Regions from separate parts of the Homo sapiens genome. Here region 2 is linked to region 1. Evidence: chromatin contacts called from ENCODE Hi-C or POLR2A ChIA-PET data. All regions are on one chromosome and are shown on one strand. Each heading gives the region's core, a stretch centred on a gene start or an enhancer-like site at or near the end of the contact. The rest is flanking DNA. Distances are from core to core; before and after follow the strand shown. Region 1 overlaps SMIM35 (small integral membrane protein 35). Region 2 overlaps TMPRSS13 (transmembrane serine protease 13).

Region 1 (3,320 bases), core at 333-2,832:
AGCCCCAGCCCTGGGACACACCAGTTGCACAATCTCAGGTGAGCCACTCTGACCTTCCAGGTTGTCTTCCATAAAATGAAGAGGCTGGTGAGTGATGTATACCTCGTGCTATTGCTGTGAGAGTCACATGAAGTAATGGAAGAGGAAAAGGGCCTTGGGGAATCACAGAACATCTTCCTTCACCCAGGCAGCATCCCAGGCACAGGTTGCCCCACAGGCCTCCTGGGCTCCTAGGTCTGTAAAGACGGGGTGCCAGCTGGGGGAACCTAGGCCAAGGCCCCTGCCCAGACAAAGCCAAGTCTGGCTCAAGTGGGCCAGAGTCATGCACAGCCCAGGTGAGCTGGGCACTAGCACCCAGCCACTGACACCAACCATCAGCTGCCCCTGCCATCTGGAGACCCAAGGCAGCTTTGGTTCTCCGTTTATCCCCACCAGACCTTGGGCAAGAAGGTGGGGAGCAGAAACAACTGACACATACAAAGTGGCGGTCACCCATCCTGAGCACCCCCGCAGTCCTCCTGCCTCAAAGCCTCCATTTCACTCACTCTTCTAGCCCCCACCCTTGCTTCCTCATCATAAGTGCCGGCCGATGCATGCATGTTGCAGAAAATAGGATAAATCAGGGTTGCTTTGATTGGTTGCAAGTTCAGAGGCTTTGGGGTTTTGTAGATCTGCCCGAAGCATTGAAACACCTAAATACTTGGATGATTCCTCTCTCCTTTGTCACCTCTGCCACAGGGATGCATCTTGAATCCCAGACCCAGGACTTCCAAACCTTTGAGCATCCTTTGTAGAAAATGGCTCCAGTGACCTCCCCCAATCCATCCCCACCCTATCTGCAGAAGAGCTTATCTGGGGGCAGGGAAGATGCTTTGATTCATTCCATTCCCCTATTTCTGATTCTCATCCTTTAGTAAAGCAGGAGAGACAGAAGGGATTGCTCTGGGCTTTTGTGAAGATGTGTGAGGGAGGTAGAGGCAGGCTCATGTTTGCCTGTATGCAGAGCCAAGAAAGGACCAGTGGATATCGGAGGCATTGTCTTTTATTCTAACTGGTGGCACAAGAAGCAGAGAAACTATCCTATCCAGTTTTGTACAGACGATGCTATGCCTTGTATTGTTCTCTGTGGATTTATAACAAAGGCTGACATCCTGAAACAGATGGGAGTTTCTCACACTCAGGCACACAGCTTGCTCACCCACCCCTGGGTCTCCCACAAGCCAGCTCACTGCCTGGCACACAGGAGCCATTCGTGGATGCTGAAGTGAGCCATGAGGACAAGGCCATGCCTGATTCGGCACTATCCTAGCACAGTCTAACACAGCTGGATGCTCGGTTTTCTTTATTTGATTAAAGGCAACTTAAATTAGCGGCCACTTCTCTCCTCCCCATGCCCTGGATGAGACCCTCATATTGAACACCCAGCAGATCTTGCAAATCAGGGCTGAGTCTCAGCGATCCATTGCACTGGTGATAGCCTGAAATTGAGGTTAAACCCAGGCGAGAGCTCTCCCAACAGCCCAAGAAGGGGGTAACGGTGAGAACTCTCACTACAGTGCAGACAGTGTAACAAGGGCTGCCAGCTCCACCCCACCTGTGCACACCCTTACCATCAAAACACACCACAGGAAGGGGAGAATAACAAAGCCAGCCATGTCATCTGTGGTTTCACCTCTACAGTGACACATTTTCCTGTACTGGTGCCCCAGCAGGGCAATCTTAGTTTAGGTTGATACTAATACTAATACTAATACTAATACTAATACTAATACTATACTAATACTAATACTCTTGGGTTGATTGTGAACAAGAGACACGGGTGACGCAGGGAGAGTGCTAGGTGTGAGGTCCCACCTGCCAGGTGTCTGAATCATGAACCTTCTGCAGAGGGAACAGTACTGCCTGCCTCCCTAGAACATGGCGCTGATGACATGAGAGGTGTGAAAGTGCCTGGCAAAGAGCGGGAACTCTTCCACACTGTACATTGTTTAAAGCGGGAATAAGAGTTGCTGTCCAGGTTCAAAGGCAACTCTTGGAACAATGCGGGTAGCGGGTGCTCTTTGCATAAACACCATAGAAAAGGTCATCCCCACCCACGTCCCCCAACAGCTGTGCAGCTCTGCCTCCCTTTCCCCAGAGGAAAACTCAGACTCCAGTTTCCCGCGTCCGGCCTTCTACGGCTGCTCAGGACTCCAGGGGACAAAAGAAGGGCGAGAGGCAGGAGTGAGAGGGAAGTGGGTGGTTTGCTGCAAGCGGGGAGCTGCTGAGGGCAGGCTGGGGCCCTGCAGGGAAGCAGGGAGATTGTGGAAGATGTGTCTCCCACGCAGAGGAGGATTTGCCAGGAGGCCAACAAGCTAAGCTTCAAGCCGCTCACTTGTACGGACCCTTCCAAGTCCCTCTTCCTAAGTTTGTATTTATAATTTTGTATTCTTCATCTAAGAAAGCCTCAAAACTATGTAAGCCTCAGGCCCCCACAGAACCTGAGTCTGCCCTGGCTCCCACATAGAATGCTTCTCTCCTCTGAGATAAGCCCCTAGCTCTTCCCTAACGTGATCGCCTACGCCCCCTTCCTTCCAGCCACATCCCACGACCCCCACCTGGGCATTTCTCTGTCCAGCCAAACATAGGCATTGGCTTATAATGTGCCCCTGCCTGCCTCTCCTGGAACCTCTCAGCCTGGGGCACTCCTGCTCACCCTCCGAGACCCACAGCAAATACTTCCAACAATAGGAAGCCTTCTCCCAGGTCCCAGACAGAATCAACACTTCATCCTGGGTGCTGCCACCACGCTCAGCATGTCCCTCTGTCATAGCACAAATACCCCACAGGGGACTGCACTGTTGAAGGTCCACCTCCCAGCCTAGGCTGTGGTTCCTCCAGGGTCCAGACAGGCTTATCTGATTCTGTGTCTCCAAAGCCTACTAGCTCACAGCCGGGTCCGGTGGCTCACACCCGGAATCCCAGCACTTAGGGAGGCCATGACGGGTGGATTACCTGAGGTCAGGAGTTCAAGACCAGCCTGGCCAACATGGTGAAACCCCCATCTCGACTAAAAATACAAAATTTAGCCAGGCGTGTTGGCAGGGCGCCTATAATCCCAGCTACTTGGGAGGCTGAGGCCAGAGAATCGCTTGAACCCAGGAGGCAGAGGTTGCAGTGAGCCGAGATCATGCCGTTGCACTCCAGCCTGGGTGACAGAGCAAGACTCTCTAAAACACACACACACACACACACACACACACACACACACACACACACACAAAGCTTACTAGCTCAGGGCTCCCAGGTACAGGGCAAATGTTCCTTGAATAAATGAATTA
Region 2 (3,320 bases), core at 615-3,114, 140 kb before region 1:
TCGGGACCCACCTTGGCTATCCTTCCTCTGCTGAGCTTCCCCTAGCCTGCCAGGATGATTAGTTGCTCCCGCCTATGCCACCATAGCTCCCTGCTCCCCGAAAACATCGTATAATTGGCCTCTACTGGTCGTCTTGGTGTATTTTATTTCTATTTGCAACTGTACTATAGGGCTGGCCATATAGTATTTGATAAGTGAACAAATGAGTGAATGGATGAATGATGAGTGAATGAATGAATGAATGAATGAAGTCTTCTTTGACGTCCCCTGTCCACAGTGATCTTCTGAGAACCTCTGCAGCATTTCCTTTGTGTAGCCTCCTTTGGTCCTTAGCAACAACGTTGTAGCAATTAGTTGTTTGAATGTGTACTCAGCTTAAGTTCTCGACTGCAGGGTAAGCAATTTGCCAGTCTAGAGCCAGGTGGGGAGAGCACTGCTTGGGAATCAGATCGACCTGGTTCCAATCCCAGAGCTACCACCTATTACTTGTGGCCTCAGGTAATTATCTCTCTGTAAAGCTCCATTTCCTCATATGTCAAATGAAGTTAATAATAGTGCCTGCTCCACAGGGTTGGTTGTGAAGAGTAAATGAAATCATATGTGTGAAATGCCTACCATAGCGTTTGGCCCCTAGGTGCTCAGTTAATACCAGTGAAAGAATTCAATCTATTGATTAAGATCAGTACCCAAGCCCTGACTCCGTCATCAATTTGTAATGTGAGATGTGTCATTTGGAGCAAACTTATTTATAACCCTTGGGCTTCAGTTTCCCTAATTATAAAACAGAAGTGTTCCATGTAAGGATCTTTAAGAGTCTTTGACTTCTGCCCTGCAGAAGCTTTGGGGCCCGGATATGAGTTGACAGATGCTGACAAGTGCGAGGGCTGCAGAGGGTGCTGGGGCTGGGGGGCAGGAGAGCGGGGAGTGCAGATTCCCTCACCGGACAGGGTCAGGGGCTTGGACAGCCGCATGAGGGCGATGTCATAGTCGTCCTCCTCATCGGTGTAATTGCTGTTGATGATGATCTCGGCAATGGAGGCTGCCTCAGGCAACTGGTGCAGGTTGCTGGTGCCCGCGTACACCTTCCAGCCCTCCAGGACCTTCTCCCGGGTCCTGCAAGAGCCACAAAGGAGCGTGGTCCAGTACCTGCCTGGCAGCGTTCACTGGCAGCCCCTGCTACCTACAGGGAGCCACAGTCAGAGCACCAGCTTGGAGGCAGGAGGATGGATAAAATGACCTCTGGAGGGAACCCTCTATCTTATCCCTGGAGTCCAAAGCAATCCCCCACAGCCCCTCAAAAATTATGAGCTTGCAGCTCTGCACCTTACAGTAATAAAGAGGGAAGGATGAGTAAGACCTCTGTGTGGCACTCCCCCCCCACTATCTCCTCTGCAAGTCACCAAGGATCAAATAGGAGACTTTGACTTCTGCCATGCTGAAACTCTGGGGCCTCGATATGAACTGACAGATGCTGACAAGTCACAGGGCTGCAGAAGGTGCTGGGACTAGGGATGGGGACACAGATTCACTCACCAGACAGGGTCAAGGGCTTGTACTGATAAGATCTCAGTATTATTACCCTCAGCAAATTCAGACAGGACAAAGTAACACACTGAACTCATTACTAGGGAGGCCAGTGCCCCTGAGGCCTGGTCCCAGAGCTCTTTCCTGCCCACCAGCCTGGGCTGTGGGCCCCCAAAGACAATAGACCAGCTGGTGACCGTTAGCAGCTGATACAGTGCCCTGCCTGCAATCCCTAACCCTCAATTTCTGGGATAACTAGGGGCTCCTCTGCTATGAGTTCCATTTGCAGGAAGCAGCAACAAACCCAACGCCTTTTTCATTTCACCCTGTTCTTCAGGGGCAGGCTCCCAGTCCCTCTTCCTGCCTGCCTCTCTCCCCCTTGGGGCCGTCAATGGGACTTTCTCATCCTTGGGCCTAGCTCGGAACAAACACCCCCGACCCACACTCTCAGGACCAGGTGAACACCCAAGCTACACCAGTGCCAACTGGCCCATGGGGGCTGGACTCACACCCAGAATCCTCCTCCACGAAGAAGTCAGTCTGCAGCCAGCCCTTCCTGGTGGTTCCCGACCCTGGGCAGTGTCAAATCACCTGCCTCTCAGGCACTTACACGAAGAAGCAGTGGGCGGCAGTGAGCACCCACTGGGCGTCAATGAGCGTGCCTCCACAGATGTGGGTGGTGCCGAAGTGCAGACTCACTTGCCAAGGCCACTTGCTATCCGAGGCCAGCGCCCCTCCCACGATCCGCCCGGTCATGGCCCTCAGTCCGCAGTCTGGAGGGAAGGAGTAGACGTACTGTGAACCCTGTTTCTCCCAGGGTTCTTTCCGAGCTCCTGATCAGGATGCCTCTGCTGTGCTCCCAGGGCCAGGACAGGCTCAGGCAGCCCCATCCTGAAGGGCACCCACCCTTCCATGGACGGGCTTTGCTCCCTTATCTGCTACACACAGCAGTTTCTGTGAGAGCAGAGCCACCACATGGTGGGGTGGCTTTCTGGGATCATTCCGCGGAAAGTTTGACCCCAGGCAGGTTCCTCTTTCTTCTCCTTCACTCATTCTTTCATTGACTTGACAAATCCTTTTGGAGTGTCCCAAGCTTTGGGCACTGTGTTGGGCATTGGGGTCATGATGGTAAGTCCCAGGACTGCCATTAGGTGCACAGGAATGCAGACCAGTTCTAATGTGACCCTGAATTGACAAGCATTATAATGAGGGTCTCTATTGTTTCTAAACATAGGAAGAATACACTTCCCCTGATGCACAGAAGACTCAGACAGCTTCCTTGGAATAAAAGGTTGCTGGGCTGAGCCCCTACCAGAGTCAGGAGAAGGGGAAATGTTACCCTGGGTGTACCGGTGCCTTACAGGGACTCCAGCCCTGAAGCAGGCCTGCTGGCTAAGACACTGTTCCTGACTTGAACCCCTGTGCCAAACACCTCCCTTGGAGGAGTGCTGCCCCTCTGCCCTTTACTCCCACACGACACTGGCCACAATCCAAGAAGAAGAACATCTTACGGGAACACTGGAGAGAGATATACCGCTGGGAAGGGCATTCAGACCTGCAGGGGGAGACACAGAAAGTGGGAAAAGGGCACATTAGCTACCTCCTCCAGGAAGCCTTCCTGATTGACTCCTGCTCAGTTCCTATCCTGTTTCCAAGGAAGCTACCCTTTGTACAGGAAGCAGGAGATTCTGAGCTTCCCCTTTCCCCATGTGACATTGTCCCTTCCAGTGCTTTGTCCAGAATCGGAGTGGCTCAGTGCAAACCATCTCCACTCTCATCCCCTCAACTAGTTTCCT

What was found. A loop is a pair of places that touch in the nucleus more often than their neighbours do. ChIA-PET counts read pairs that join two places held with the same protein, here RNA polymerase II (POLR2A). Pooled maps may share reads with other maps.
Region 2: a loop to region 1 is called in a map of K562, with 4 times the contacts of the local background. The contact joins two enhancer-like sites. A Hi-C loop is called at or near these places in 1 of 168 maps with a recorded cell type or tissue (K562), 1 of 37 single-sample maps with no recorded cell type and 7 of 50 pooled maps. POLR2A ChIA-PET finds 5 or more read pairs at or near these places in 3 of 52 experiments (K562, activated CD4-positive, alpha-beta T cell and endothelial cell of umbilical vein).

Annotation. Positions count from the first base shown.
Region 1 is chr11:118,050,094-118,053,413 of GRCh38, forward strand. All of the region lies in intron 1 of SMIM35 (small integral membrane protein 35), which reads right to left. Among named protein-coding and RNA genes, the nearest start is that of TMPRSS4, 25 kb to the right of the region's middle. Within about 2 kb of position 1,583, at least 4 of the 41 ENCODE cell types and tissues checked have a DNase peak (open chromatin) inside an H3K27ac peak, as active enhancers do.
Region 2 is chr11:117,907,672-117,910,991 of GRCh38, forward strand. It overlaps TMPRSS13 (transmembrane serine protease 13), which reads right to left. Exons shown (of 13, transcript NM_001077263.3): 7 at 3,036-3,079; 8 at 2,135-2,297; 9 at 941-1,113. Among named protein-coding and RNA genes, the nearest start is that of TMPRSS13, 20 kb to the right of the region's middle. RefSeq lists an enhancer at 1-143. Within about 2 kb of position 1,865, at least 2 of the 41 ENCODE cell types and tissues checked have a DNase peak (open chromatin) inside an H3K27ac peak, as active enhancers do.